2 separate regions of the Homo sapiens genome follow, and region 2 is linked to region 1. A link is an interaction called in ENCODE POLR2A ChIA-PET data of the cell type or tissue named here. Cell type or tissue: Panc1. All regions are shown on one strand. Links, peaks and the distances in the headings refer to the core of each region. The heading gives the core; the rest is flanking DNA.

The links. Peaks named below come from ENCODE experiments on the same cell type or tissue, not always from the same donor. Only the 100,000 strongest peaks of a DNase experiment are listed, where the experiment ranks them.
Region 2: POLR2A ChIA-PET joins it to region 1 with 5 read pairs; 9 of 35 experiments call an interaction of 5 or more read pairs at or near these places.

The regions. Positions count from the first base shown.
Region 1 is chr12:49,509,163-49,525,804 of GRCh38, forward strand. It overlaps SPATS2 (spermatogenesis associated serine rich 2), which reads left to right. Exons shown (of 14, transcript NM_023071.4): 10 at 5,393-5,451; 11 at 9,911-10,020; 12 at 13,589-13,691; 13 at 15,520-15,734. Among named protein-coding and RNA genes, the nearest start is that of KCNH3, 22 kb to the right of the region's middle. RefSeq lists a silencer at 4,665-4,843. In Panc1, for the core only: a CTCF peak has its summit at 5,317; a DNase peak (open chromatin) is centred at 6,279.
Region 2 is chr12:49,458,513-49,475,154 of GRCh38, forward strand. SPATS2 (spermatogenesis associated serine rich 2) reads left to right here. Exons shown (of 14, transcript NM_023071.4): 3 at 2,258-2,525. The coding sequence starts at 2,501. Among named protein-coding and RNA genes, the nearest start is that of KCNH3, 72 kb to the right of the region's middle. In Panc1, for the core only: no CTCF peak of the experiment used is centred there; no DNase peak of the experiment used is centred there.

The sequences.
Region 1 (16,642 bases), core at 5,160-7,659:
CTGGATTAGCTTATAACTGAGGTGCTTTTGACTATTGGAAAAGGAAAGAAAGGTTACTCCATTGAAAGCCTGTCACATGAGAACCGTGGCTTATGTTCACGTTCTAACTTCTTTTTTTTTTTTTTTTTTTTTTTTTGAGACAGAGTCTCGCTCTGTCACCAAGGCTGGAGTGCAGTGGCATGATCTCGGCTCACTGCAACCCCTGCCTCCTGGGTTCAAGCGATTCTCCTGCCTGAGTCTCCCATGCAATTGGGATTACAGGCGCACGCCACATTTTTGTACTTCTAGTAGAGACAGGGTTTCATCATATTGGCCAGGCATCATCTTGAACTCCTGGCCTCAAGTGATCCTCCGGCCTCGGCCTCCCAGAGTGCTGTGATTATAGGCGTGAGCCACTGCACCTGACCTTTTGGGGAGGCTGAGGTGGGTGGATTGCTTGAGGTCAGGAGTTCAAGACCAGCCTTGGCAACATGGTGAAACCTGTCTCTACTGAAAATACAAAAATTAGCCAGGCATGAGTGGTGCACACCTGTAATCCCAGCTACTCGGGAGGCTGAGGCACGAGAATCGCTTGAACCCTGGAGGTAGACGTTGCAGTGAGCCAAGATCACGTCACTGCACTCCAGCCTGGGCAACAGAGCAAGTCTCAAAAAAAAAAAAAAAAGGGAAGGAAAAAAACTATTGGCAATTCTCTTTTTTGGTTATTTTATATGGAAAGAGGAAACCGTCTTCAAAGAAAAAAAGGCGTCTGCATTGGCTTTGCTTGAATTTTTGCTTGGTTGGTTAGTGGAATTAGAATGAATAGGTTTTAAGGCCATTTATGGTGGCTCATACCTATAATCCCAGCACTTTGGGAGGCCAAGGCGAGAGAATCAGTTGAAACCAGGAGCTCAAGACCAGCCTGGACAACATAGTGAGACCCCCGCCTCTATAATTTTTTTTTTTTTTTAAATTAGCCAAGTGTGGTAGCACACACCTTTAATCCTAGCTACTCAGGAAGCTGAGCAGGAGGATTGCTTGAGCCCAGGAGGTCAAGGATGCAGTGAGCTATGATTACACCACTGCATTCCAGCCTGGGTGACAGAGCAAGACCCTGTCTTAAAAAAAAAAAAAAATCGTCCAGGTACAGCGGTTCATGCCTGTAATCCTAGTACTTTGGGAGGCTGATGTGGATGGATCGCTTGAGCTCAGGAGTTTGAGACCAGCCTGGGCAACATGGTGAAACCCCCATCTCTACAAAAAATGTAAAAAATTAGCTGGGCATGGTAGCTCGTGCCTGTAGTCCCAGCTACTTAGAGGGCTGAGGCGGGAGGATTGCTTGAGCCCAGGAGGCGGAGGTTGGCAGTGAGTCTTGATGGTGCCACTGTACTCCAGCCTGGGCGACAGTGAGACCCTGTCTCAAAAAAAAAAAAAAAAAAGATTCTAAGTTTTGAGCAAATAAAATTGTGTACAAATGTTTTCTGACAGTATTATTGAATGGTTTTGACTATTATCCCTTGAAATAATTGACCTGTGGAATTGTCAAGAGTTGTGTTTCCATTTTAATATTATTTTTCCAATGCAACAGTTATAAACAAATAATTAACAATTTTTTGGTACCAATGAATTATTGAAGGCAAGAGCTAGAATCTCTAACTGCATGTTAGATATCTGTATATTAATTAGAGGACTTGCTTCAAATGATAGACACAATTTGTGTTAGAGATATCAATGGGGATGCTTCAGTAACAGCTATTCTGAGCAACTAAATTATGCAAAAGCTTTAGGATAAATTGGGTGGGTGCAGTGGCTCATGCCTGTAATCCCAGGCAGGCAGATCACTTGAAGCCAGGAGTTTGAGACCAGCCTGGCAACATACCAAAACCCCATCTCTGCTAAAAATAGAAAAATTAGCTGGGCGTGGTGCCACGTGCCCATAGTCCCAGCTACTTGGGAGGCTGAGGCAGGAGAATCACTTGAACCCAGGAGGCAGAGATTGCCATGAGCCAACATCATGCTATTGTACTCCAGAGCGAGACTCCATCTCAAAAAAAAGAAAAAAAAAAAACACATCTTATAGAATAAGTCGAGCAAATGTGAACATGGTAAGGAAGTCCTGAAAAGGAAGGAAGGAAATATAGAACATTTAGTTACCAGTCTTTTTCTTTAGTAGCAGGAAGCAGTCATCCAAATCTATCTTTCATGATTGAAGAAAGGATATGGAAATTCTCAACACTGAATAAGGCCCAGGCTTAATAAGAACTAGTGTTGTTCCAAACAGGTTCCCAGCAATATTTAGCTGAATTTCATTAGCAGTTTTAGAATCTAGTCTGCCAGATGCTTGGTGCTTATTATGGCATATTTCCATTCAAGAAAGCCTTGAGAGAAGCTTAGTACCCTGAGGTATTGGAGTGAGCAAGGTAATAGAGAGTCTGAATGAGCCTTTCATCACTCTCTGGGAGGACTCATTGCTTGCCTTTCTGGCATCTAAAAACCATTACCTCACACCACAGGTACTTTTGAACCTCTTGGCCACACATACATACTGGAACCATTGTTTAGCTCAGAAACAGATGGAAAACTTTAGCTTAAGTTTCTGTGTTAAAAGTTGTGTTACAATAGATTATTGTTTTTAATTGTAAAAAATGCCTATGTTGTTATCCTTACACCTAACCTACTTTCCACTTTGAACTTGTCCCACCTTCTCCATTTATTTTGTGATGCCAACATTTCACTAACTTTTTATTATTAAAACTTTCAGATATATAGAAAAGTTGAAAGGATGGTATAATGACAGTGTATTTGCTGTGTGTGTGTATAATATTTTGGTGGAACCATTTGGAATTTGCAGATGTAGATGACATGTCACCCCTAAATGCTTTAGCATAAATAACCTAAAAATAGGTCATTCTTCTATACAACTATAATGCCATTATATAATTTACTTTTTTGATGTGCTTTTAATAAGAAATTTACTATTAAATTTTGACATTCATTTTTGTATTTTAAAGATGTAAAAATTTTAATGGAGAATTATAAGTGCTGATCAACCTTTTCTCTGAGAAATATATCAGCATCAGTTAACTAGTAGATTCTCTTGTTTAACCCTGGGCTGACATCATAGGACTTTTCACTAGATGTTATCAATAGATGGCAACATGACAAACAACAAACAAAAAGAAACAGAAGTTCTTACTGCTTTTCATTGTTTTTTGGCATGAAAACATAAGCTAATATATGTATTTTAATTTTAATTTTTGTGGGTACATGGTAGCTGGATATATTATAAGCTAGTTTTTTTTTAATGGAGGGGTTATATGGTTGTCCATGCACAGTCCTATGAATTTCTTGTGATCACCGAGTTAATCAAAAACAAAGTTTATTTAAATGAACACTAGTGATTCTCACAGGGAAAAAAAAATGCTATCAGAATGTACTAGCACAAATTTCCACAAAAAAGCCTGATTGTGTTGATGCAGACCTTGCTAAAAGTGTCATCTGACATTCTACTTCTCATAATAGATTGTAAGCTGCAAAAGGCTTACTTGTTTGCTGTAGTCTTTTAATAAATATTTTACAAGCTTTGTCAGAGAAAAAGGATTTGTCATCTGATGGACACAGCGTCTGCATCTTAAGGTGATTTGGCAACATAAGAGAGGTAATGTCAAACTGTAGGCCTGGCAGCTCCTGTCTCAGTTGTGCTTTTGTTTTGTCTTTTAGGTATTCCAATGCTGCTAGAGTTCTTGGAGCAAAATATTGCCAAGGTTTGGGAAATGCTTTCTTAGCAAAGTATTGCTACCCCACAATAATTGTATCTTCTCTCCAGTTTGATGCTTTTGGATTAATATGTCAACCAAATTTGTTTAGTTACAAGTCTGTTTATTAACATCATGCGTAACGATTATCAAACCTATGTTCTCTGGCACTTCCCTATAAAAGATTTGCTCCTTGAGGAAATGACCCTGCCTTAGACATTTTTGTATGTCTCACACTATAGTCTCCACATTAACTACTTTGTGCTAACATAACTATGTATTGAGCTAAATTGAATTAGAGCGAGAGAGAAAGAGTGTGTGTGTGTGTGTGTGTGTGTGTTTGAGTGTGATTACAACCAGAAACAAGAGTGGAACTTTTATTTACCCTGTAGTTATATTCCCCTTCAAAAGGAGAAATCAGAATGAACTCCAAATTTGAAGAAAGTTGGAACATTGCATGTTTGTGCAAGTATTAACATTCTAGATTTTTTTTTCTTTTTGCCACCACAAAGCAAAACCGATATGGTAAGGAAAATTATTTTCATCCAGAGGTTGAATACTAGGGTACTACTGTCTCCTTATACATTGAAGGCTGTGGGCTCTTTTATAACAACATGGAAAAGCTTTATGTGCCTATAAACCATTTATATTTGCAGTGGAAAAAATTCTAATTGCCTATTTAATGTTCTTTTTCTGTAAAAAGCCTACCAGAAATCTGTAATTCCATCCTTCCTAGTTACTATTATGTGTTTCTCAGAAACTAGCACACTATATGTCTATCTTTTGACTACTTTGCATTCTAAGTACTAAAATGTAAGTGGACTTGGTGCAACCATGGTCAGCTGTTGAAGACATACAAGTCCTAATCATGGATAAATTTACTATGCCCTAGTGGGGATATTGCTTGGTAAAAATTAATTAGATGCAAGGCCATCAAATTTTATAGACCAAAATATAAATATAAAAAGTATGAGTACAGGCCGGGCGCGGTGGCTCACACCTGTAATCCCAGCACTTTGGGAGGCCGAGGCGGGCGGATCACGAGGTCAGGAGATCGAGACCATTCTGGCTGACACGGTGAAACCCCATCTCTACTAAAAATACAAAAAAAATAGACGAGCGTGGTGGCGGGCGCCTGTAGTCCAAGCTACTCGGGAGGCTGAGGCAGGAGAATGGCGTGAACCCGGAAGGCGGAGCTTGCAGTGAGCCAAGATCGCGCCACTGCACTCCAGCCTAGGAGACAGCGAGACTCCGTCTCAAAAAAAAAAAAAAAAGTATGTGAGTACATACATGGTTAAGTAAGTAATTTCCACACGGACTTTTGCTTTAGCACAGCTTACTAAAAAATGTGTTTTGTAGCTTGCTACTGCCATCTGCTGGTTCTCAACTCTTAGACGTCTACAATTGGTGTACTGCTGCAATGTACCAATATTGCAATATAAAAGGGAATTGGGTCTATTTATTTTATTTATGGGAAAATCTTAAAATATTCTTTGTTGAGAGTAAGACATCAGAATTTGTATGTGATCCATACAATATTATTTTTTAGTATGCTTTTAGCAAACAAACTCACTGGTCTTTCTTTACTATTAATAATGTGCTAATTTTGTATTTGAGTTTCTGATCAAACTTTTTATTCCTTTGTCATCTTTTCCTAGTTTAATGGATCGAGAAGTGGCGTTGCTTGCTGAAATGGACAAAGTGAAAGCTGAAGCAAGTAAGATGATTGATCTTTAATTAAAGCTATTACCTTCATAAATAGTAGGTACCTACTTCCCAACCCTTATAACAAAAGTTCCATATAAATACCATAATAAGAGTTTATATATTTAAATAATCTTAAGCAGTTGCACTGTACTGGCATATGAATCCTTTCAGGTGAAATAACTTTAAAGAGCCTGTTTTAAAAATATTTCCAAATCTTAATATTTTGAATGCAGAGTTCAGTGTATAAGAGACTGCATCACGGTATCTGCCACCAGGTTTTTATTTTATTTTGTTTCTTCCTCTAGTGTTTAAGCAATTCCACTGGGATTTTTTCTACTTGGAAAAAAACCTTTAGCATAATCAGAGAAGACTTCATTAGGTTGCCTACGATTGTATGTGTATACTCCTATCATTACCTATCTCAGAACTTTCTTTGTTTTCTCAGTTTATAGAACAGTCTTCACTCAGTGTCTGTTATCAATGGGTAGGGGAAAAGTTAGAGAATTGAGGGTTCAAGATACCAGGTTTCTTGAAAGCTTACTAAAATAGATTCTGGAGGAATGAAGTCTAACTTTGGTGATTTGTGGGGTTTTGTACAGAAAAAACAGATACCTATTTTTTGATCATTTCTGTTAAGTGTTAGGTTAAACATACACAGCTACACGAAGACAAGGGAATACCAACTGCAACTTGTACAATGGCATTGATTTGAGGCATTTCGGTGGCAGGTTTTATCTTCCTGCATTGAACGCCAGATTAATTATTAGGAAAGTTGTTTATTTTAACCCACCCCCAAACTGGTAAGAATAGAAATGCTGGGCTAGGTCGAGATCATGACTCACAGTTAAATCACTTGTGTGTGTGGTCACGGGCCAGAGGATGCAGCTTTGAAGCACTGAAATGACTTCAGCTTTGGTCCATTTTAACTTGAAAATTTGAGAATGTAGCAGAGATGCCTTCCACTGTTTTTCAGAGGTGAGATTTCATTACATTGAGCAATATATTTTGAGTTTCTAAATTTGACATTTCAGTCCATTATTTTATCTGTATATTCTCTTTTTGAAAATGGAAATGCAGATAAACTAAAACCACTAAGAAGACATATTTCTTAGTTTTGAGAAGAAGGTCCTTTTAGGCCAGGCGTGGTGGCTCACGCATATAATCCCAGCACTTTGGGCGGATCACCTGAGCCCAGGAGTTTGAGACCAGCCTAGGCAACATAGTGAAACCTCGTCTCTACAAAAAATAAGAAATAAGGCTGGGCGCAGTGGCTCATGCCTGTAATTCCAGCACTTTGGGAGGCTGAGGCGGGCAGATCACGAGGTCAGGAGATCGAGGCCATCCTGGCCAACATGATAAAACCCCGTCTCTACTAAAAATACAAAAATTAGCTGGGCATGGTGGCACACGCCTGTAGTCCCAGCTACTCGGGAGGCTGAGGCAGGAGAATCACTTGAACCCAGGGGGCAGAGGTTGCAGTGAGCCGAGATTGCGCCACTGCACTCCAGCCTGGCAACAGAGCAAGACTCCATCTCAAAAAAAAAAAAAAAAAAAAAAAAAAAAATATATATATATATATATATATATATATATATATATATATATAAATCAGGCATGGGGTCATGTGCTACATGTAGTCCTAGTTAGTTGAGAGGCTGAGGTGGAAGGATCACTTGAGCCCAGGAGGTCGAGGCTGCAGTGAGCTGTGATTGCACCACTGTACTCCAGCCTGGGCGATAGAGCAAGACCCTGTCTTGAAATTAAAAAAAAAGAAGGTGCTTTTAAGAATATTAATACATCTTTTATATTAATAGAAAATTTTGGCCGGGTGCAGTGGGTCACGCCTGTAATCCCAGCACTCTGGGAGGCCGAGGCGGGCTGATCACGAGGTCAAGAGATCAAGACCATCCTGGCCAACATGGTGAAACCCTGTCTCTACTAAAAATACAAAAATTAGCTGGGCATGGTGGCATGCGCCTGTAGTCCCAGCTACTCGGGAGGCTGAGGCAGGAGAATCACTTGAACCCAGGGGGCAGAGGTTGCAGTGAGCCGAGATTGCGCCACTGCACTCCAGCCTAGCGACAGAGCAAGACTCCATCTCAAAACTAAAAAAAAAAAAAGAAAAGAAAAGAAAATTTCAGATAGCGAGGCTAATGTAACAAATTCCCATCACTCAGCTTCAACCAATTATCAATTTGTGGCCAATCTTATTTTATCAAATTCAGAGCTCAAAGTTTTACTTAACTTCATCAGTTTTATATCTTTAGCTCTTTTCTCCCTGAAAATCCTGGTTCTCAATGATATTACTCATTTACCAATGCTATCAAGAGTAATTACTCATTTACCAGTGCTATCAAGAGTTGCTTTTTGTTTTTTACATATTATAATTTTATTAAGTAACTGATAGGTTTGTAGTATTTCAATCTTTTCCAGTGTTGTATAATTAGGTCCTATGAGTTATCTGTTACGTGTAGAAAGCTTTTTATTCACCTCATTTTTGCCATTTTGAGAGCTATAATTTTGTCATAGAATCACTGAATGCTAGAGCTGAGAGAAACTGAAGTTGATACAAATGGCAAATAGGTTTTATCTTGGGACCTAAACCAATAGATCATTTGTAACTGTTGGGCTTTGGCGTTAAGAAACTTTTGTAGGCATGCTCCTGACTCCTGAGAAAGTGGGCCCTGATTGATTAGTGTGACTTGGGTCTAGGCAGCCCATGTGTGCATCTCTGTGGCAGTTGGGCTGAGTAAACTTGCTAAATACATCCAGCTCTCTGTAATACCTGGTGTAACTCTTTAAAACTTCTGTTTTTTTCTGACGTGAATTTGGCTAATTCCTCAGTGTGTTACAGGATTCTATGTATATCAGTTAGGGATTGAGTTTGACTACATGGAACAGAGTGGCCTAAATAAATGTGAGTGTCCTTTTTTCTCAGAAAATGAAAAGTACAGAGGTAAGCAACCCAGGGCTGGCAGGACATTTCCCAGATGACATTAGGGACCCAGGATCTTCTGTTCTTCTGCCCAGCCATTCTGAGAGTATGCTTATGGTCAAAAGACAACTCCCTAGGCTCCAGTCGAGAAGGAGTAAAACGTTACATGCTAAGACTCCCTTAAAACGCTTTCCTGTAAAGCCTGCCCTTTGAGTTCTGCTTATATCTCAATGGGGAAACTATATCACATGGCCGTTTCATCTGTAGCAAAGCCAGAAAATATAGATTTTTTTTTTACCCAATTATGTTGGTACCCAACAACATTGGATTTCTGATAGCCCTGAATGTTCCTGAATGTAGTTGGAAAGACTGTGTTCCATCAGCTAATGGTCTTTGCTACAGTCCTCCACTACCCAGTATCCCTCTTTTTTCCAAAATGAGAATATGTTCACCACCTCCTCAATAGCAATACCTCCAAAGTCTCATCTAGTTAGTTAATATTCAGCTGAAAGGCCAGGTCTTCAGAGTGATTTCAGATCTTCCAAGGATGGGGTCTCATAAATTAAAAGAAAGGCTAAATGCCCCCTTCTCCCATATTACATAGTTGGAGAAAGAAAAGGATAATTATAGTAAAAATTCCCACTTGGAAAAGCAATGATCAAATCTTGCTGGATGGGAAGGAATAGCAGAGTCCCTTCCCTGGTAGTAGAGAACATTCGTTGGGTGGTTTATCTGCTTCCTGGGAGGATTTCTTTGGTTTTGTTTCCACTGTAGCCCCTGTCTCTCTGGGAGATTTTTATTGTATGTTCTCTGCCATGACCATATCCAAGTTATATATCAGAAAGCATGCCAGAGAAGGTGGTTCTTAAAAGGGTGTAACAATCTAAATACCCATCACTAGGGAACTCGGTAAATAATTGTGGTATATCCACATACTGGGTGGCTGTTAAACAGAATGAAGGTGATCCAGATGTATTAATAGGGAATAAATTTAAAGATATATTAAGTAAAAATAGCTAAGGTAAAAGAAAGACCATGTGTATGATATACTTCCATTTGTGAGAAGGGAAAAAAGAGAGCTACATATGTATGCATGTTGTATGTACATACACAATATTTGGATGTGTACGTAAGAAATGGTGAACAGTCGTTTCCCCTGGAGAGGAGACCACAAAATCAGAAATAAGAGAGATGCTCTTTTCATTTTATACCCAACTTACTCTAGATGAATATTTTTTATTATGTGTACATATTTCCTTTTTAATTTATATGCATCTTGATAAAATTTTTTTGACTGGAAGGAGAAATAACAATGATTTATGAGTGTTTGTGATTTATAAAAAATATTTACCACTTAACTGCCTTCAGAGACCCAATGGAAGGTAGAGACCAGACTTTTGATATTTTCATTTTCTGGGTGGATAGGCAGCTAAGCCTTTGGCTGACCAAATACCTACTGCAAGGCTTATATTTCTAGTTCTTCTTTATCCTATTTAGCAGCAACATAAGGTTCACACTCACTTTTCCTCTACAGTGGAAATTTTGCTCAGCCGACAAAAGAAGGCTGAACTTCTAAAGAAGATGACTCATGTGGCTGTTCAAATGTCAGAGCAGCAATTGGTTGAGCTCAGAGCTGATATCAAGGTAAAACTTCTTTCTGCTTTCTGCCTTTCTTCTTATCCTCAGGGGCTAAAGTAAGAAATTTTCATAATTCATGGCCATATCTAATATATTAAACTCATGATCTTCCTTTCCCAAACCTGGCCCTCTTCCAAGTCCCTTTCTCTGTAAGTGGTATTATCATCTACCCAGTTGTCCCAGCTGGAAACCTTAGGAAATTTCTCCATTTCCCACCTTAAATCTGTCAGCACACTCCATCCATTTGACTAAATCTCAGATCTGACCTTATCTCTTCATCTCCACCACCACCATTATGATCAGGTTACCACCATCTCTTGCCTGGACTTCTGTAAGAGCCTCTTAACTGGTTCTGTTCATCCATTCTGTCTCTGCCCCACCCGCCCCACCCTCCATGTATGTTCCCCACACTACAGCAGTCTGCTTCAAACTTTCTGTTGCTTTTAGGATGAATACTATAATCCTTAATCCGGTCTGAAGGACTGTGCAGTCTTGCTCTGCCATTACCCTCAGTTCATACCATCCCCCCGGTCCTCTGCCCTCAAGCAGAGGCTGGAGGCTTCTACACTCCACAGACACACCTGCTTTTCCATCTGTCCAAATGCTCTTCTCCCTGCCTCCAACTACAGTTACCACTATTTTTTTTTTTTTTTTGAGACAAAGTCTCGCTCTGTCACCCAGGCTGGAGTGCAATGGCGTGCCATCTCGGTTCACTGCATCCTCCACCTCCTAGGTGCAAGCAATTCTCCTGCTCCAGCCTCCCGAGTAGCTGGGATTACAGGCGCCTGCCACCACGCCTGGCTAATTTTTTTTTTTTTTTGATTCGGAGTTTCGCTCTTGTTGCCCAGGCTGGAGTGCAATAGCGCAATCTCAGCTCACCGCAACCTCCGCCTCCCCGGTTCAAGCGCTTCTCCTGCCTCAGCCTCCCAAGTAGCTAGGATTATAGGCATGCGCCACCATGCCCAGCTAATTTTTTTATTTTTAGTAGAGATGGGGTTTCTCCATGTTGGTCAGGCTGGTCTCAAACTCTCAACCTCAGGTGATCTGCCTGCCTCAGCCTCCCAAAGTGCTAGGATTACGGGCATGAGCCACCACGCCCAGCGGCTAATTTTTATCCTTTTAGTAGAGATGGGGTTTCATGATGTTGGCCAGGCTGGTCTTGAACTCCTGACCTCAGGTGATCTACCCGCCTCGGCCTCTCAAAGTGCTGGGATTACAGGTGTGAGCCACCGCGCCCGGCCCAGTTACCACCCTTGACCTCCTCATCCTTCCTGACTTCCCCATCATATCTCCTCATTCTGTGGTTTCAGAGCGTAGTTATGACTTTATGTGCATTGGTTACTTTGTCTTCCCCACTAGATAGTGAACTTCACAGTGGCAGGCAGGAGCTCCTGTCTCTCCAAGTGCCTAGCACAGCACCTTGGCATGTACTTGGTCTTCTGTAAATAGTTGGTTGACCAATTCTGATTTTATAGAGAAAAATTATCTTTGAGATGTTTGTTATAATCTATTTATAACAATTACTTGGGTTCAACATTTATACCTTTTTAATTTTTTTTTTTTTTTGAGTCTCGCTCTGTCATCCAGGCTGGAGTGCAGTGGCGCTGTCGCCACTCACTGCAACCTTTACCTCCTGGGTTCAAGCGATTCTCGTGCCTCAGCCTCCCAAATAGCTGGAATTACAGGCATGTGTCACCACGCCCTGCTAATTTTTGTATTTTTAGTAGAGACAGGGTTTCACCATGTTGGCCAGGCTGGTCTCGAACCCCTGACCCCAAGTGATGCACTCATCTTGGCCTCCCAAAGTGCTGGGATTACAGGCATGAGCCACCACGCCTGGCCAAATTCTTATATAAAGAACAGTGTTTCTGAGACTAAGCATGTGAACCTGAGGGAAATTGGGATATTCACGGATGGTTGTGGTCATTGGCATTCTAAATAATTGCTTATAAACTGCAAGCTGTAACAAAGGGAGTTGGCCTTCTCCACACCTGTGCCCTTTACCTCTTCTCTTTCTGAACACATAAGATTTATTGTCACACTGAGAGAACACTTGCTGCAGAGGCTGTACAACAGTCTCTCTAAAATAAAAACAGAGGTGGAAGATCATCCAGGACCTTACAGGGATCCTTACTATCGTCTGACCCAGTGTTAGACCTGTGGAGTGGTGTTGTTCTCTCACTGCCTCCCCTTTAATTCTATTGGGGTGAACTAGCCAAACCATGCAAATGTTCAGTTACTGTTTTCTGTTTAACTAAAACTATATGATTAAATTTTATAGAAAGGCCTCCTCACATTGATGCCAGTCAGTCTCATTCAACTCTCGGGGAGAAGCCGGAAACCCCTTTGCAATTAGATGAGAATGCTGGCTCTCACAGGCTTCATCTGTTCCTCTTCCCACGTGGCTGAAAAGCTGCTAGAAATATTTCTGCAGGCTGACTAAGGATCTGTTTCTCTCCACTTTTTCAGTGTACTGAAGTGGGTGCTGTGCAATTTAAATGTCTTATTTCCAGATCATTTTATTTCCGTCATTCCTATTATGTCTTTGACTCAACAAACCCTAGAATTTGTTTCAGAATTAATCTCAGACTGATATTACATGTCTGAAGGCTTTGTAACAAGAGGTTCGTGTGCTTTCCTAAGCCACAACATACTCTGAAACTTTAGGAATTCAAGGCCGGAAGGTCATTTTTCTCTCTCCTTTCCCTTTCAGTGCTTCTGGTTGCTTCCCGAGAATTCTGATGCAGAGTGGTATTAGCCCACCCCCAGTTAAGAGGAGTGCTCTGAGGGGTTCAGTTCTTCCAAATTATATCTAGGCCTTTCACTTCTCTTTTTTATCTCCTTTTCATCTGAAAAAAAAAAAAATGATTCCAGTCTACCTTAGACATTGTTTAATGAAATAGACCCCCAGAAGCACTTTATTCCTGACATGTTTCTAGTCCCATGATTTTTATAGCATGGTTAGTTTTTGACTCAAGGGGTTGGTTACTTCTCAGCTCAGTCTGCTTAAAAGGATTAAATTACTTGCAGCATAAACTTCTCATTTGCAAAGTTGACTTTTCACATGAATGATTTTCCATCTCAAGAAATTGTTCCTATTTCAAGGACTAAGAAATCCTACTTTATTATAAAGAGATGAAGTAGGTTTCCTAAGGAAGTTCCTATTAACACCAAACCATCTATCTAAATGGTATCATTGTAGTACCTTGTAAAGATTTTTGCTGCCTCTGTTTCTATATAAAATGGAAAGACATGGAGAATAGCCAACAGTAGAAAGATGGCCCTCTACTATAAATTCTTCCTCCTTTTTTCTTTCTCTGTAGTTTCTCTTGATTATATCTAATGGGCTTTAGCCATCATGTAGCATTTCATAAACTTACAAACTTATCTGTGGGCTCTTGAGAAAATGAATGAATTTATTCGATCACCTGGCGTTGGTCATGTGATGGCCATTTAATAAACTTTGAAGCAATAAAAAGACAATTGAAAATGATTGTTTAATCTGTATAGCAAGTTATAGATTCCATGGATGTTGTTTGTCTAACCTGGAGGCCTTTCTTTGTCCTTTCTCCAGCACTTTGTTAGTGAACGTAAATATGATGAGGATCTGGGACGAGTAGCCCGGTTCACCTGTGATGTAGAGACCCTAAAGAAGAGCATTGATTCATTTGGACAAGGTGAGATGGTGAGAGGGTCTGGGCACTACAGGTGGTGATTATTAATTAGAGACTGACGTGCTGATTGTCTTCACCACTGATTCCTCATTAGTGCCTCTTGTTTGCTTGTTTATATGAAAACTAACTCTAGGATGCTTATGAAGTCCATGGGTGCAGATACTTTGAACTCTGAGGACAAGTATTTGCCAGCTCCCTAAATGTGAAAGACTGTTTTTTCATGCCATATTGAGAGGTGCATGATATGTGGTATAAAGAGCATGGGGCCCTACAGTCAGATCAAGTTTGAATCCCTGCCCCTACAGTAACCTCATTTTACTCCTCTCCAGAGTGGAGATAACAGGCCACGCGCCGAGGCTCACATCTATAATCCCAACAACTGGAAAGGCTGAGGCCAGAGGATCACTTTAGCCCAGGAGTTCAAGACCAGCCTGGGCAACATAGCGAGGTTCCATCTCTTCAAAAAATTCAAAAGAAAAAATTAGCCAGGTGTGGTGGCACATGCTTGTAGTCCTAGCTACTCAGGAGGTGGGGTGGGGGTGGGTGAGAGGGGGAAGATAGCTTGAGCCAGGAGTTTGAGGTTCCAGTGAGCTATGATTGCCACTGCACTCCAACCTGGGCACCAGAGCAAGACTGTGTCTCTAAAAAAATTAATAAATAGGAGAAAATAATACTTGTCTTGTCTGGCACATAATAGATCCTTAAATAAAGCATTAAAGGATAGGGGAGTGCCTGTGAGATGAGAGTTTCTAGTGACCTGTTTGTCAAACCCTGAACTCAGCCTCTCTGTTCTTTCTGTCTAGTATAAAAGTGAAATATTGCCAGGCGCGGTGGCTCATGCCTGTAATCCCAGCACTTTGGGAGGCTGAGGCAGGTGAATCATGAGGTCAGGAGATTGAGACCATCCTGGCTAACATGGTGAAACCCCATCTCTACTAAAAAATACAAAAAATTAGCCAGGAGTGGTGGTGGGTGCCTGTAGTCCCAGCTAATCGGGAGGCTGAGGCAGGAGAATGGCGTGAACTCAGGAGGCGGAGTTTGCAGTGAGCTGAGATTGTGCCACTGCACTCCAGCCTGGGTGACAGAGTGAGACTCCGGATCAAAAAAAAAAAAGTGAAATATTTCACCTATGGCAGCAATTATAAACTCATCATTAATCCAGCTTAAAGCCAAGAAAAAAATCTAGAGAGTAGTTTTAAACCACTGGAATTCTAACACAATTTGAACTGAAAATATTAATATTTTTTTCAGTTAGATAGGTACTTTGAATTTGGGATTAATTTTGCAGAAAGAAATTTGGCAATATACATGTTTGTTATAAAGATTAGTTCTATTCATATTTAACTGATCTTGATTATTTATACCTTGTATCATTCAAAATTCTTTAAAAAGAATTTAGTAAAGATTTTATTTATGTACCTTTTTCTTTCTTTGCAAAGGCTGTTCCTTAGAATGTTTCTTGCATAGGAAACTGAACATATGGTCTGTACTATTGTTCCCAGGCTTAGTCAGCTGCTAGAGCCATAGTCAGGAGTTTAGGTAGTACTAGATCCAATCCCAAGAAGTCATTAGTTGGTGGGGAATGGGTAACTTTGATTTTAACTGTTCTCTTGTCTAAGAATTCCTTTACAAAGCAGTGGGGCTTTGGAGGAAGTGGAGGAAGAGGGCAGAAGGGAGATTTTTCTTCCTGTTACCAGTTTTATAGGTTTTTCTTTATTCGAATAGACAGTTCTTTATCTTAAATTGCTCATTGTGAAATTGAGAAAGTAGAAACCTTATCCATTGTGCTGTTCTATCATATGATCATATATTCCTCATATTTCTGTTTCAGTGTCTCATCCAAAGAACAGCTATTCGACCAGATCCCGATGTAGCTCAGTTACATCTGTGTCCTTGAGTAGCCCAAGTGATGCCTCTGCTGCTTCCTCTTCCACCTGTGCCTCTCCTCCCAGCCTTACAAGTGCTAACAAGAAAAACTTTGCACCGGGAGAGACTCCTGCAGCCATAGCAAACTCCAGTGGCCAGCCCTACCAGCCACTTCGGGAGGTAACCTAGCTTCTACACTGAGCATGTTAGGAAGAAAACCCTCCAGATTGTCAAAGCTTAAATGCTGTTAGCTCAGTATATTATCTTCCTCTCTATTCCCATTCCATGCCTGTTTTGAATCCCTCCAACCCAAGTTAGTTCCTGAGAAAGCATTAGATACGTATGTTCCAAACTGCCAGCCAGTTTAGATTTCCTGTTGCCAAGAACTGCTGACTTTCTTGTGTTGGCAGTGATCCCTGCTGTTGTAGATAGTATTGCCTGGTAATTAGTCACACTGGGAGTCGTGCACCCATCTCAAGGTAGACAGGCACCACAAGTGGCAGTTTTACCAGTGTGCATCTGAAAGCAGCAGCTCCCTAGAAGCACAATGTGGAATTTACAGGGAAAGAGAGAGTGAACTGGTGGGGATGGGGGGAAAACACTAGAAAGCTGAGGAGTAATCCATAGGTTCTTCTCCTGTTTGAAGAATAAACACAAGAGCAATCCAAGGCAGTACTGTCAGTAATTCTTCAGAACTGGTATGATGTTTGGAATTGGAGGACAAAAATAAAATCCCATACCGTAAGCTTTCCGGATTATAATGCGAAAGATGTGCTGAATGCCACAGCAGCATACTTTAATCTGTAGTTCATGACATTTAGCAAAGCAGGCCATAGTGATGTTTACTTTATTATTCCAAATGTGTATTATCTTTACCAATGGCCTTTTATCTGCAGAGTTCAGACATAATATAATATACTTGTCCAATCGAGGGCTTGTAACAACCCAGAGAATGTTCTTTCTTCCTTATCTTTCTTCTTGCATCCAGCTAAAGAAAAGTAAATTCTTCAGTGGAGAAGAGCCTGGGCATGAAGAGCAGGGAAAGATGGATTAGTTCTGAAGTAGTGGCTAGGTTGGATTGGCTGAGA
Region 2 (16,642 bases), core at 5,094-7,593, 51 kb before region 1:
CTCACGCCTGTAATCTCAGCACTTTGGGAGGCCAAGGCGGGCAGATTACTTGAGGTCAGGAGTTCAAGACCAGCCTGGCCAACATGGTGAACCCCTCTCTCTACTGAAAATACAAAAATTAGCTGGGCATGGTGGTGCATGCCTACAATTCCAGCTACACGGGAGCCTGAGGCGGAAGAAATGTTGAACCTGGGAGGTGGAGGTTGCAAATTCCATCTCGTTTTTTTTTTTTTTTTTAATTGTTAGCACATCTCTGCTGGCAGGAACTTATGCTTTCTTTACCCAGAAATCTTGGGCATGTATCTTTAAAATGTTTAGTAATATAGAAAAACAGCATTTGTATCTTTGTAATTTAAAGGAGCTTCCTGCAATATGGACTAATCTCATTTTGATGTTTCAGTTTTCCATGTTAAAATTCCTTTGCACTTCCCTCCTTTCATGTGATAAAACATTTTAAATGGTTTGTTTTCAAGGCATGATAAATCTAAGTACTGGCAGCTGGCCTGCAAATGTAGCAAACTGCACAGCTCATGCACCTAGGTCACAATAAGCGAATAGAATGTAGAGGAGGGGTCAGCCCATAAAAGGGAAGAAAGTTTCGTAATTGGGAAATCAAAATTTAAGCAGAGAAGGAGATGGGGTATAACCTTATAAGGGGGATAATAAAACTTCGGCAATGTCCAGGAAGATTGTAACCCCATAGTACTCAACCAGTGAGGAACTGGTGGAGGGACTTGTGTGCTAGAAGATAAATTACCTGTTGTGACTGTCCCGGTGTGCCTGCCCACCAGACACCTGATCTTGCAAGACCATTATTATTATTATTATTTATTTTATTATTTATTTATTTTTTGAGATGGGGTTTCACTCTTGTTGCCCAGGCTGGAGTGCAATGGTGCGATCTTGGCTCACGGCAACCTCCGCCTCCTGGATTCAAGTGATTCTCCTGCCTCAGCCTCCTGAGTAGCTGAGATTACAGGCATGCACCACTATGCCCAGCTAATTTTGTATTTTTGGTAGAGACGGGGTTTCTCCATGTTGGTCCGGCTGGTCTTGAACTCCCAACCTCAGGTGATCTGCCTGCCTTGGCCTTCCAAAGTGCTGGGATTACAGGCGTGAGCCACTGCACCTGGCTAGACCGTTATTAAAAAGTCTCACGTTTGCTGTTCTTCGTGCCTCTAAGTCCATTCTTTGGGTTTGTACAGTGAGTGTGTTTCTCATTTCACGTCCCCCCCCCCCCCCATATTTTTTATAGCTATATTTGAGCTGGGAAACCTGAGGAGAGGTTAGATATAAGAAATTCTAGGCTCACACCTGTAATCCCAGCACTTTGGGAGGCCGAGGCAGGCGGATCACGAGGTCAGGAGTTCGAGACCAGCCTGGTCAAGAGACTAGCCTGGCCAATATGGTGAAACCCTGTCTCTACTGAAAAAAAAAAAAAAAAAATTAGCCAGGTGTGGTGGCAGGCGCCTGTAATCCCAGCTACTTGGGAGGCCGAGGCAGGAGAATCGCTTGAACCTGGGAGGCGGAGTTTGCAGTGAGCTGAGATTACACCATTGCACTTCAGCCTGGGCAACAAGAGCGAAACTCCGCCTCAAAAAAACAAACAAACAAACAAAAAAAGAAATTCTAGAGGAAGAGAATAGACCCTTGATTTGGATGGGAAGATCAAATGGCTCATGCCTGTAATCCCAGCACTTTGGGAGGCCAAAGCAGGCGGATCACGAGGTAAAGAGATAGAGACTATCCTGGTCAACATGGTGAAACCCCATCTCTACTAAAAATACAAAAATTAGCTGGGCGTGGTGGTGCACGCCTGTAGTCCCAGCTACTCGGGAGGCTGAGGCAGGAGAATCACTTGAACCCGGGAGGCAGAGGTTGCAATGAGGAGCCAAGATCATGCCACTGCACTCTAGCCTGGTGACAGAGCAAGACTTCATCTCAAAAAAAAAGAAAGATCTTAGGGAGTGGTAAGAGGTGTAACATTTTAGTTTGCAAAGCAGAGATGGGGATATTTCAGATGGATACAAAAAATAAGACTAAGAGAACATACTTTCTAAACTAAGAGGATAATCTGATTCTAAGATTAACTTTTCTTAAGAAAAATTCTGCTTTTCAGCAGCTACATTGTTTCTATAGTACTTAAAAACTAGTTTTGTATACAGAAATACAAAAGAAACCTTGTGGATATCTCAGAAATTTTGTACAGATAGTCATTACTGTAATAGTATATGTGTGTTTGTGTTTTTCCCTCCAGAATCTCCCTGGAAAAGGAGACATGAATGTCTGCAATGATACTTCCTGACAAGAAGTTGATACAAGAAAAGGAAAGGAGATTAACAGCTAGTGAGCAGAATTTCGAACAGCAGGATTTCGTATTTTTTGCTTCCAACTGCACACTTCCGTTGCCCACTTTTAAATCAGAGATACCTACACTCAAAACCCAGACAAGGCAAAAGGATACTTTTCTTGTATATTTTTTGAGATCGAAGAAACGACAATGTCCAGGAAACAGAACCAGAAGGGTAAGATTACATGTGGGCATAAATTGTTAAAAGCATAGTTATAATGATCCCCATTTATAGCTGTATATTTAAAAACTGTCCTTCTAATGTGTTTTGAATGGTTTTACAAGTATTTATGGATATTAGATTATCGCTTTGTGTATTACTAGTCTGGGAATTAATTCATATAACAATAGCTTTTCTACTCACACAAACTTAGCAAATTGTAATATGCTTAACAATCTTGAAGATGCATTTTTGAATACTGAACATATGTTAGGGAGATGTGTTAAGAGGGCTAGCTTGCTGCAGGATATTCTATGTTGTTTGAGTTGGCATTTTTCTAGAGAAAGGCAGTGGAGCAAGAGTAAATGTTTCTGGGTTTTGTTTCCTTCTTTAGCTTTCCTTCCGGGAATGTTCTTCTAGCTTCTTATCTAAAGTGAAATACAAGGTGCAAAGAGTCAGGAAATAGAAGGGTAGTTATAATGGAGGGAAGGACAACAAAGACTTTGTAAAACCTTTTTCTACTTTTCTAGAATAGCTGCAAAAATTTCAAGGGACAAAGTGAACAACAGCACTAGAACTATTGTACATAATTGGAATATATTGATTAAAAGAATGATCATAGATATCTTGGCGTTTTCCCCTCATTCAATTTAATTTCCAGTTCAAAGTTAATGTTCTTTAATTCAAAGCAAAGCTATTCATAGATCCAGGTCTCACATGTTAAATATGAAGAAAATTCTTTTAAACCTAATTTTGACTTGATAATTCAAAAACCTTATAAGAAAGTAAATAAACCAGATTTGTAGTTGTAGCTTCATTGTGTAGTAAATCTATAGGAAGAATCTGAGCTCTAAGGAATGCTTAGATTACTAAAGCTGAACTGTTCTGTGGAATGAAATTTACCAACGGAAAAGTTTTTTTTAATAACCCAAGTTTGTTTTTTCTTAGTTGTTATAATTCAGTTTGTTTTTTCCCAGTTATGCTTGAAACATTGAGCATCTGTTTTCACCCTGCAAATGAGAAATACTATAGTAAAAATAGGGTTCTGGAAAAGTTGAGCATTTAATTTTTCCAAAAAAAAAGTTAACTTCAGCAAATTACTTTGACCTTTTTAAAACTAGAGAGTCTTTATTTCATGTCTGTGTTTTGCCAGAGCTGTAGAAAAAAAGTATCATTGTGAAGCAGGATATTTCCCTGGCCCCTTTGCAGGAGTCTCTCCTTTACTCAGCCTGCCTCTCTCAACTCCTCACAGGAAGGAGAGCGCGAGTGAACAAGGAAGGAACTGGAGGGCATGAGTGCTGGAACCGGCTGGCTGCTTCAGTACCAGCAGGGGTGAACTCTGTGTGGGCCCCGTGGCAGCATCCAGGCTGTGGGGTGCCTGTGACCCCCGAAGCTCCAGAGGGCATGTTACAGTGCTCTTCTGGCTCTGCCATTTGTGGACGGCTTAAGTGTTAACAGCTCAGTGGGCCCTTTCCCCCCGTGTGTGGGGTGGCTGCCCTCTGCCAGCAAGGGCAAAGGGCCAGTGTGACAGCCTTTTGTATCTGCACTCGTGGCTCCTGAGCTCTTGTCTGGTGTCCAGGAAAAATGAGGTCACACGAATGAATTGAAGGATGGTAAATGCGGGAGATTTTATTGCTGATGAAAGTGGCTTTTAGCAGGAAGGGGAGCTGAAAAGGGGTTGGTGGGGTGCGGGTAGATAATCTTTCCCTGAAGTCCAGCTGTCTCCAGCTAGTTTTTTCTCCAAAGTTACACCATCAAGCTGTCCCTCTAAAGTCAACCCACTTCTCTCCGACATCCTGACGTCCAGCTAGTTCTCCTCTCTGCCAGCTGAGTCTGGGGTCTTTATAGGCACAGAATGGGGCAGGGTGGGGCCATGGGTGGTTTAGGAAAAGGCAACAAACAGGAAAACAGAGATATAAGTTCTCACATTGGGCCAAGGTTTCAGGCATTTTGGCTTGAGGGTGGCGTTTTAACCGGTGACCCACCCTTTTCTGCCTAGAATTTCTCTGCCTCCTGTCCCCATCAGTTGCTTTTTTCTAATTACTATAAAATGAATTTAAATATTAACTATAAAAGAATTTAAATTTTAGACTACAACATAGGCCGGGTCTGGTGGCTCACGCCTATAATCCCAGCACTTTGGGAGGCCGAGGTGGGTGGGTCACAAGGTCAGGAGATTGAGACCATGCTGGCTAACACAGTGAAACCCCGTCTCTACTAAAAATACAAAAAAAAAAAAAATTAGCCGGGCGTGGTGGCGGGTGCCTGTAGTCCCAGCTACTCAGGAGGCTGAGGCAGGAGAATGGTGTGAACCCAGGAGGCGGAGCTTGCAGTGAGCAGAGATCATGCCACTGCACTCCAGCCTGGGCAACAGAGAGAGACTCTGTCTCAAAAAAAAAAAAAAAAAAAATAGACTACAACATAGACACTAAGTGCTTACCAGTTTTGGTTGAACTTAGCCTAGATTTACACTTAGTTGGAAACAAAGTAAAGCTTATGTGTTGTTGGGACTTTCTCTGAAACAAATCTATGCATGTAATTCATTTGCATGTCTGATATTTGGTCCCATGACATATAAAATATTACAACATTTCATTTATTCATTTATACGTTTAAAGTGTCATTGCTTTGGGTTTTAGTAGTCTAATCTGTAAATACACTGACTTTATCAACTTGGTTATACTACATTAAAAAGAAGGGTCTATGGTAGTCATTGTTCTTAGTGGTATTTCATTTACAGGCTCTCATTTTGTAATGAGTTATGTTTTTATTCAGCAATAGACCATGTTTTCATATTTTCCTTTTGTCAGTAATACTTGTAAATTCCTTATTTAATGAAATACTTAGTGGAGTTAAACTTGAACAGCTTAAATTAAATTAAGTCAGTTTCAGTTAAAACTATTGATTACTCCAAGCCTATTAGCCAATATCTAGCAGAAGTCAGAGCTGTGCTTCTTAGAGTGTGGGCTGTAGACCCTATTCCTGTCTGTGAACTGGAGAAGTATATAGAAATGAAGAGTGTTTAGGAACTCTTTGATAGTGATTTGACAGTGTGGCAACATCTAAGCCCTTTTAAACACAGTTTTATTGAGGTATAATTTAAATACCTTAAAATTTGCCCAAGTGTATAATTTGATTATTTTTAGTAAATTTATGGAGTTGTGCACCATCACCAAAATCTTGTTTTAAAACACTTTCCGACTGGGTGTGGTAGCTAAAGCCTATAATCTCAGCACTTAGGGAGGCTGAGGCAGGAGAATGGCTTGAAGCCAGGAGTTCAAAATCAGCCTGGACAACATAGTAAGACTCTGTCTTAGCCAGGTGTGGTGGCTCACGCCTGTAATCCCAGCACTTTGGGAGGACAAGGTGGGCAGATCATCTGAGGTTGGGAGTTCGAGACTAGCCTAACCAACATGGAGAAACCCTGTCTCTGCTTAAAAAAAAAAAAAAAAAAATTAGCTGGGTGTGGTGGTGCATGCCTGTAATCCCAGCTACTCAGGAGGCTGAGGCAGGAGAATCGCTTGAACCCGGGAGGTGGAGGTTGCGATGAGCCGAGATCGTGCCATTGCACTCCAGCCTGGGCAACAAGAGCAAAACTCCATCTTAAAAAAAAAAAAAAAAAAAAGGACTCTGTTTCTACAAAAAATAAAAAAATTAGCCAATTATACTGACACATGCCTGTTACAGTCCCAGCTATTTGGGAGGCTGAGGTGGGAGGATTACTTGAGCCCAGGAATTTGAGGCTACAGTGAGCTATGATCACTACACTCTAGCCTGGGTGACAGAGCGGGACCATGTCTCTTAAAAAAACAGAAACAAAACCCTCTTTTCCTTATCCCCCAATATTCTCTTGTTTGTGATCAATTCCTGCTCCCTACCCCAGCCACAGGCAAACATTGATCTTCTGTCACTTTATTTTTGCATTTTCTAGAAATTTCATATACACATATTAGTACAATATAGATATTATGTCTGGCTTCTTTTCACTTAGTGTAATGTTTTTAAGGTTCCTCCATATTGTTGAATGTGTCAGTAGTTTGCTCCTTTTTACTACTAAGTAGTCTTGTTATAACACATTTATCCATTTAACAGTTGCTATTCATTTTGGATTGTAGTTTGTGCTGTTATGAATGATTGTCAATTATGTACATTTGCTTACAAGTCTTTATGTGGACATGTGTTTGCATTTCTCTTGTGGAGGTACTTAGGAGTGGACTTCTTTAACTTTGTAAGAAACTTCCAGACTGTTTTCCAAGGTGGCGATACACAGTTTTACAATCCCACCAGCAGTGTATCAGGATTTCATATTTTCCATATCCTCACCAACACTCGGTATGGTCAGTCTTTTTTTTTTATTATTATAGCTATCTTAATAGATGTGTAATGGTATCTCATTGTGGTTTTGATTTGTACTTCCCTAATGACTAATGATGTTGACCATCTTTTCATGTGATTATTAGCCATTTATATTTTTTTTGGTGAAATGTCTGTTCAAATTCTTGATCCATTTAAAAGTTTTGGAGTCTTATTATCGAATTCTAAGAGTTCTTTGTATATTCTGAATACAAGTTCTTTATCAGGTACATGATTTGTAAGTATATTCTCCCATTCCATGGCTTGTCTTCTACTTTTCTTAATGGGCCGGGCGCGGTGGCTCACAGCTATAATCCCAGCACTTTGGGAGGCCAAGGCAGGTGGATCACCTGAGGTCAGGAGTTCAAGACCAGCCTGGCCAACCTGGCGAAACCCTGTCTCTACTAAAAATACAAAAATTAGCTGGGTGTGGTGGCGGGTGCGTGTAATCCCAGCTACTTGGGAGGCTGAGGCAGGAGAATCACTTGAACCCGGGAGGCGGAGGTTGCAGTGAGCCAGGATCACGCCATTGCACTCCAGCCTGGGTGACAGTGTGAGACTCCATCTCAAAAAAAAATTCTTAATGGTGTCTTTTAAAAAGTAGAAGTTTTAAATTTTGATGAAGCCCAATTTATCTTTTTTTTTTTTTTTCTATCACGGATTGGGTTTTGGTATCGTGTCTGAGAATTCTCTGCCTAACTCAAAGTCAGAAAGACTTTTTCCCAGAAGTTTTATAGTTTTATCTCATATATTTTAAAGTCTGTGATCCTGTTTGAGTTAGTTTTTTTGGGTTTTTGGGTTTTTTTGAAACGGAGTCTCTCTCTGTCACCCAGGCTGGAGTACAGTGGAGCAATCTCAGCTCACTACAACCTCCGCCTCCCAGGTTCAAGCAGTTCTCTGCTTCAGCCTCCTGAGTAGCTGGGATTACAGGCGCCCACCACCACGCCCGGCTAATTTTTGTATTTTTAGTAGAGACAGGGTTTCACCATCTTGGCCAGGCTGATCTTAAACTCCTGACCTCGTGATCCACCTGCCTCATGCCTCAGCCTCCCAAAGTGCTGGGATTACAGGTGTGAGCCACCCCGCCTGGCTGAGTTAGTTTTTATATGAGGTATAAGAGTCTAAGTTTACTTTTTTGCATATGGATATCCAGTTGTTACAGCACGTTTTGTTGACGAGGCTATCCTTTCCTCCATTGAATTGCCCTGACACCTTTGTTGAAAATCAGTAGACCATGTGAAGATTTATTTCTGGACTCTGTTCTGTTACATTGATGTATATGTCTGTCTTTATGCTAGTACACTGTATTGATTAGTATGGCTTTATAGTAAATATAGTTTAATAAGTAAGGAAGATACATCCTCCAATGATTTTCCCCACAGAATTTTTTGGGCTATTTTGGTTTCTTTACATTTACATACAAAATTTAGAATCAGATTGTCAGTTCTTACAAGAATATCTGCTTGGAATCTGATAGAGAGTGCACTGTATCAGTAGGCCAGTTCATGTAGAATTATCATCTTAACAACATGGAAGCTTTCAGTCCATGAACTTACTACTATATCTCTGCATTTATTTAGATCTTAATTTCTCTCAGCAATGGTTTACAGATTTAAATGTACAACTCTTGCATTTTTCTTAAGTTTATTGTTAAATAATTTGTTCTTTGTTTTTTTTTTTTTTTTTTTTTTTTTTGATGGAGTCTCACTGTCATCCAGGCTGGAGTGCAGCAGCACAATCTCGGCTGACTGCAGCCTCTGCCTCCCAGGTTCAGGAGATTTCCCCTGCCTCAACCTCCCGATAGCTGGGACTACAGGCCCACACCACCATGCCTGGCTAATTTTTTTTTTTTTTTTTTTTGTATTTTTAGTAGAGACGGGGTTTCACCGTGTTAGCCAGGATGGTCTCGATATCCTGACCTCGTGATCCGCCCACCTTGGCCTTCCAAAGTGCTGGGATTATAGGCGTGAGCCACTGCGCCTGTCCCAGATATGTATAACTCTTTATATTTTCCTGACTGATCTCTGAGTCTAGCACTGGTTAGAAGAAAGCAGACTTGGGGAGTAATTCAAGGTTGGAAGTGGGCTTGTTTGTGATTCCCACAGATTGCTAATGCACTTTACATTGTTCCTAATTTCCTCTGAAGACAGACTCTAGAGATTAGGGAAGGATGAGATCAAGCCATTATAACTTGTTTTATATTTTGGGAGTCCTGATTTTGTCAGATGATATTTTTCTCCTGTATCTGACTATATATCAGAATCATCTTGAACATTTAAAACATCTTTTTGCATCTCTCTCTCTGGGGATGGTACACTAGACTCTTTTTTTCTTTTTTTTTGAGACGGAGTCTCGCTCTGTCGCCCAGGCTAGAGTGCAGTGCAGTGGCGCGATCTTGGCTCACTGCTAGCTCTGCCTCCTGGGTCTATGCCATTCTCCTGCCTCAGCCTCCTGAGTAGCTGGGTCTCCTGCCTGAGCCTCCTGAGTAGCTGGGACTACAGGCACCTGCCACCACGCCCGGCTAATTTTTTGTATTTTTAGTAGAGACGGGGTTTCACGGTATTAGCCAGGATGGTCTCGATCTCCTGACCTCGTGATCCACCCGCCTCGGCCTCCCAAAGTTCTGGGATTACAGGCATGAGCCACCACACCTGACCTTCTTTTCTTCTTTTCCTTTCTTTTCTTTTTCTCTTTTCTTTTCTCTCTTCTCTTCTCCTTTTCCTTCTCTTCTTTTTCTCTTTCTTTCTTCTTTTTCTTTCACTCTTTTCTTTTCTTTCTTGTTTTTTTTTTTCTTTTTTTTTTTGAAATGGAGTCTTGCTTTGTTGCCAGGCTGGAGTGCAGTGGCACGATCTTGGCTCACTGCAACCTCCACCTCCCAGGTTCAAGCAGTTCTCCTGCCTCAGCCTCCTGAGTAGCTGGGATTACAGGTGCCCACCACCATGCCCAGCTAATTTTTGTATTTTTAGTAGAGACGGGGTTTCACCATGTTGGCCAGGCTGGTCTCAAACTCCTGACCTCAGGCTATCTGCCTGCCTCGACCTCCCAAAGTGCTGGGATTACAGGCGTGAACCACTGTGCCCGGCCTTTTTTTTTGTTTTTGTTTTTGTTTTTGTTTTTTTGAGACAGAGTCTCCCTCCGTCACCAAGGCTGGAGTGCAGTGGTGTGATCTGTGCACACTGCAACCTCTGCCTCTGGGGCTCAGGCCATTCTCCCATCTCACCCCCTCAAGTAGCTGGGACTACAGATACGTGTCATCATGCCTGGCTAATTTTTGTATTTTTTGTAGAGATGTGGTTTCACCATGTTACCCAGGCTGGCCTCGAACTCCTTGGCTCACATGATCCACCTGCCTCGACCTCCCAACGTGCTGGGATTACAGGTGTGAACCGCCACACTGGGCCTAGAATTTTTTTTCTTGCTACGTAATTTTGCTGAGCTATAGAACTTTTGAGAACTGTGGTAATGTGGTATAATTATTTTTAATAGATGTGTTTGAAAGTAACCATAAGTCCACTTCTTTCTTCTTTTATAAGTTCTGTAACCATTTGATTTACATAAAGGAGTACTTAATAAAAATCTTTACAAAGTAAAATAAGGCTGGGTACAGTGGCTTACACCTGTAATCTCAGCACCTCTGGGAGGCTGAGGCAGGAGTATGTATCACTTGAGATCAGGAGTTTGAAACTAGCCTGAGTAACACAGTGAGACCCCATCTCTACAAAAAAATAAAATAAATTAATGGCCAGGCACAGTGGTTCACGCCTGCCATCCCAGCACTTTGGAAGGCCGAGGCAGGCAGATCACTTGAGGTCAGGACTTCGAGACCAGCCTGGCCAACATGGTGAAACCCAGTCTCTACCAAAAATTAGCTGGGCGTGGTGGCAGGCGCCTATAATCCCAGCTCCTTGAGAGGCTGAGGCAGGAGAATCACTTGAACCCAGGAGGCGGAGGTTGCAGTGAGCCGAAATTGCGCCACTGCATTCCATCCTGGGCAACAGAGTGAGACTCTGTCTCAAAAAAAAAAAAAAAAAAAAAAAAGCCAGGCATGGTGGTGTGTGCCTGTAGTCCCAGATATTTGGGAGGTTGAGGCAGGGGAATCACTCAAGCCTGGGAGTTTGAGGCCACGGTGAGCTGTGATCCTGTCACTGCACTATGGGCTGGGTCTCTAAAAAAAAAAAAAAAAAAAAAAGAAAAAACAAAGTAAAATAAAACTTTTCACAGCTGAGAAATATGGGCCAGGCACAGTGGCTCACATCTGTAATTCCAGCACTTTAGGAGGCTGAGGCGGGCAGATCACTTGAGGTCAGGAGTTCAAGACCAGCCTGGCCAACATGGTGAAACCCCATCTCTGTTAAAATACAAATTAGCTGAGCGTGGTGCTGCACGCCTGTAATCCCAGCTGCTTGGGAGACTGAGGCAGGAGAATTGCTTGAACCCAGGAGGCAGAGGTTATAGTAAGCCAAGGTCACGCCACTGCACCCCAGCTTGGGCAACAGAGTGAGATTCTGTCTCAAAAAAAAAAGAAGGAAAAAACATGCAACTCAACACTCTCTCCCTGAAAAATGTTTGATTTTTCATTCATCTCATTCAAAAAGGTTGAACTGTACTTTTTTGACAACTCAAAGACAAGATTTTATTCTGGCTACCAAGTTGTTTCTCCTTTTTTTTTTGAGATGGAGTTTTGCTTTTGTTGCCCAGGCTGGAGTGGTGTAATGGCACAGTCTTGGCTCACTGCAACCTCCACCTCCCAGGTTCAAGTGATTCTCCTGTCTCAGCCTCCCTAGTAGCTGGGATTACAGACGTCCACCACCACGCCCAGCTAATTTTTGTATTTTTAGTAGAGACGGGTTTTCATCATGTTGGCCAGGCTGGTCTTGAACTCCTGACCTCAGGAGATCCTCCTGCCTTGGCCTCCCAAAGTGCTGGAATTACAGGCATGAGCCACCACTCCTGACCCCATTTCTCATTTTTAGGAGTAATTTTTTTCTATGTGAAATAGACTGGTTTTATTGATAGTGCTAGAAATGTTTTGAGCCTTTTGTTCACTTCCACCTGAAGTATTTACATTATTTATATACCATTTTAAGTCTATTATTTTCTCTAAAAGTTAAATTCCAAACTAAATTGTAAATTATATTTGTGGTTTTGGTACAAATTAAAACAATAATAGAGATCAGAGAAAGAAAAATATAACTTAGGAGCAGTTCACCAGCTGGTAAATCAACTGCATTTGCTTCTCATGTACCTTCTGGTTCTTATCTGTTAGCAAGACTTCTTAAATTCTGCCTAGTGATAATCATGCCATAAGATCATCTCCTTCAGTTACCTTTTTTTGAGTGTGTCCCAACCACCTAGTACAGTTAGTTGTGTATGATCTTCTTGAGGAGCAATCAGAAGAGACTTGTGAAATATCATTAGCCTGTTAGCCTTGTTCCAGTGTTTTGTTGCTTACCCATCAAAACTTTAAACTTATATTCAGCATATTTGTTTCTGCCTTAATTTAAGCTCAGACTTCCTTTGTAGCTTCAAGGGAATAAAGAACAATTGTGTGACATCCTCTTTTTTAAAAACTTTGAAGGTAAATAAGAAAGGCAATGTGAACATGAGTAATAGTATAAAACACTGACTGTTAGAACCAAACAAACTCAATTTTTAAATTCCATCTCTGTCACTAGCTAGTTAGGCTGTCCTAGCAAGCTAGGAAATCTCTTTACTGCTCTAGGTCTCCTCTTCCTTTCCTGTAAAATGGCAAGATTGCAGAAGACTTGTATGTAGGGATATCAAGAGGATTAACTGAGATGATTCATGTAGAGCTCCTTCACAGTGTCTAGCAGAATGAAGCACTCATTAATGCCAGCTGCTGTTATGGTGGTCTGTTTAGCCTTTTTCAACTTGAGACCATTTATAATTCCTGTAACTCAGTAGTTCTCACCTGTTAGACCCATTGTTCCCTTTTTATTTATTTTTTATTATTATCTTTTGAGACAGAGCCTTGCTCCATCAACCAGGCTGAAATGCAGTGGCACAGTCAGCTCACTGCAGCCTCAAACATTTGAGCTCAAGCGATCATCCTGCCTTAGCCTCTTGAGTAGCTGAGACCACAGGAAAGCACCTTGCTAATTTTTTAAAAAATTTTTATAGAGACAGGATCTCACTGTGTTGCCTAAGCAGGTATCAAGTTTTAGGTTTCAAGTGATCTTCCTGGCTTGGCCTCCCAAAGTGCTTGGATTACAGGTGCAAGCCACTGTGCCTGGCCAAAATTTGTGTTTTAACCATTTTTAAGTGTATAGCTCAGTGGCATTAGTACACTCCCATTGTTGTACAACCATTACTGTCATTCATGTCCAGAACTGTTTTCATATTGTAAAACTGAAACTCTATACCCATTAAACAGTAACTTACCATTCCCTCCCAGTTGTTGGCAACCACCATTCTACCTACTGTCTTTGTGAATTTGACTACTCTAGGTAACACATATTTAAGTGAGATTAAGCTGGGTGCAGTGGCTCGTACCTGGATTCCCAGTACTTTGGGAGGGTCATTTGAGCCCAGGAGTTTGAAACCAGCCTGGGCAACACAGTGAGACCCTGTCTCTACAAAAAAATTTAAAAAATTACCCAGGGCATGGTGGGGCGTGTCTTTAGTCCTGCTTCTTGGGAGGCTGAGGTGGGAGGATCACATAAGCCCAGGAGGTTGAGTCTATAGTGAGCCAAGGTTGCGCCAGTGCACTCCAGCGTGGGTGACAGAGCAAGACTCTTTGTCTCAAAAGCGCCCCCCAAAACAAAAATTTATTATTGAAAAGTTTAAAATTATAAAAATAGAGGAGTATGAGGAACTCCTATATACCTATAACTCAGGTTCAATAATTAGCTACATATGGCTATTTTTTTTTGTCTGTCTTTCCACCCACCTCCAATGGGTTTATTTTGAAGCAACTTTCTCCCACTATCTTAAGGAAAGACTTTAAAAATAAAACATAAAATATACTAACCAAAATTGAAAAGAATTGATGTCAGTACATTATTACATATAGAATTAAGAACATCTGTTCATTAAAAGGCACAATTAAGAGAATGAAAAGGCAAGTTACAGAATGGGAGAAGAAACTTGGATTATATTTAACAGATAGAGAAATACAACAAATCAATAAGAAAAAGACAACTCCCCTTCCCAGAAACTGGGCAAGAATAGGCATGTCAGGAAAGAGAATATCCAAATGGCTTATTTTATATATTTTATATATATATATATATAAAATATTATATTATATTATTATATTATTCAGTCTCTTTAGAAGCAAGTGAAATGCAAATTGAAACCCTAATGAAATAACTGTAATACTGATCTCATACCAGAATCACTAAAATTGAAAAGAATAACAGGGCCAGGCGTGGTGTCTCATGGCTTTAATCCCAGCACTTTGGGAGGCTGAGGTGGTCGGATCCCTTGAGCTCTGGAGTTCGAGACCAGCCTGGGCAACATGGCTAAACCCCGTCTCTACAAAAAGTAAAAAATTAGCCAGACGTGGTGGCGCATGCCTGTAATCCCACTGTAATCTCAGCTACTCAGGAGGCTTAGGCTGGAGGATTGCTTGAGCCCGGGTAGTCGAGGCTGCAGTGAGCCATGATTATGTCACTGCACGCAGCCTGGGCAATAGAGTGAGACCCTGTCTCAAAAAAAAAAAAAAAAGACAACAACAACCACAACAAAAAACAGAATAATGAAAGCAAAGAGTGTATGGGGAACAATAGAAACTTGGCTGGGCATGGTGGCTCATGCCTATAATCCCAGCACTTTGGGAGGCCGAGACAGGCAAATCACCTGAGTTCAGGAGTTTGAAACCAGTCTAGCCATCATGGCAAAAAACCCATCTCTACTAAAAATAAAAAAATTAGCTGGACGTGGTAACATATGCCTGTAATCCCAGCTACTCGGGAGGCTGAGACAGTAGAATCACTTGAGCCCAAGAGGTGGAGGTTGCAGTGAGCTGAGATCACACCCACTGTACTCCAGCCTGAGCAACAGAGCAAGACTGTCTCACACACACATACACACAAAAAAAAATCTCAAACACTACTAGTGAGAATCTAAATTGGTACAGTGTCTTTGAAAAACTGTTTGACAGTATGTACTGAAGTTGAAGCTACACATATCATATTTAGTTCTATTTTTGTATATATTCAACAGAAGTGCATTCCTAGGTACACCGTAACACTTGTACAAGAATATTGAAAACAGCATTGTTTGTATTGTCCCAAAACTGGAAGCAACCCAGTTGCCCATCACTAGCAGGATAAGTAAGTAATGGCATAATCATACCGTGAAATATTATTCAGCAATGAAAACGAATAAACTGCCTTTACTTGTAAGAAGCTAACATGAGTCTTACAACATGATGTTGAGCAAAAATCCAAATGCACACCAAAAATAAAATGCATACAGGGTTATTCCTTTTACAGATAATGATAAAACTAAACCATAATATTTAGGGATGTATGCTTAAGTGGTATGAATTCAGTGATTGTATTAGTCCGTTTTCCTGCTGCTGATAAAGAAAGGAAGTGGAAGTCCAGAGAGCGATTACCTTTGGTGAGTGGGAGAGGATTGAGAGGGGGTGTGAGGAAGACTTCTAAGTACTAGCAGTGTTTTACTTATTCACCTGGGTAGTAGTACTTGGGTATTTGCTTTGTGATAAATTATCAGACCAGAATCCTTTATGTGTTTGCATCGTACCTGTGTTATATATCACCATAACTTTTTTTAAAAGGACATTTCATTTGGCCAGAACAGGCTTAATTAAACAAGTGTGTTACTTACATAGAGTGTCTCTTATCTTCACAAGTTTAACACTTAAAGCTGCCTTGTGATAATTTTAACAATTAGTTGGAGACAGGAATATTTATAATTGAAGTTGATTATTGACTTCTAAGTCGGTTTAAGAAAAAAGAATCTGACAGGTTTAATTCTCATTGATATGAAGGTTAATGAGTGAAGAGTGACAGATTTTGCAGTGCTGTAGTGTTATGAGAAAGGTCATGGTTTAGTTGGAGACAGAAGCATGCAATTAGGATTGACCTATTCATTTCTGTACTTTGAAGCAAGGTAGATGGGTGGAGAGGGAAAGCATTCACTCTTTTACAGTTCTAAAAGGAATATCCAAAACAAAGTCTTTTATAACAACAAACAACTTCTCTCAGATCTAAACTGGAATTAGTGCTATTATGTATGAAATGAAACACAGATTTAAAATAAGAAATCATTTCCCATTCCTCACTGTCCAGATTCTTACTAGCTATTCTGTACTGATCTTAGTTAACTGGAAGTTTAATACCTGGTTGTCTATCACTGGCAGAATAGATAAATAAATAATGGCATAATCATACAATGAAATATTATTCAGTGATTGTATTAGTCTGTTTTTTTGCTGCTGATAAAGACATATCCGAAACTGGGCGATTTACAAAAGAAAGAGGTTTATTGGATTTACAGTTCCACGTGACTGGGGAGGCCTCACAATCTTGGCGGAAGGCAAGGAGGAGCAAGTCACATCTTAATGTGTATCTCTATTTGCAACAGGCAGAGAAACTCCCGTTTTTAAAACCATCAGATCTCATAAGACCTATTCACTGTCACAAGAGCAGCACAGGAAAGACCTGCACCCATGATTCAGTCATCTCCCACCGGGTCTGTCCCACAACACATGGGAATTATGGGAGCTACAAGATGACATTTGGGTGGGGACGCAGAGCCAAACCATATGAAAATGAATAAGCTGCCTT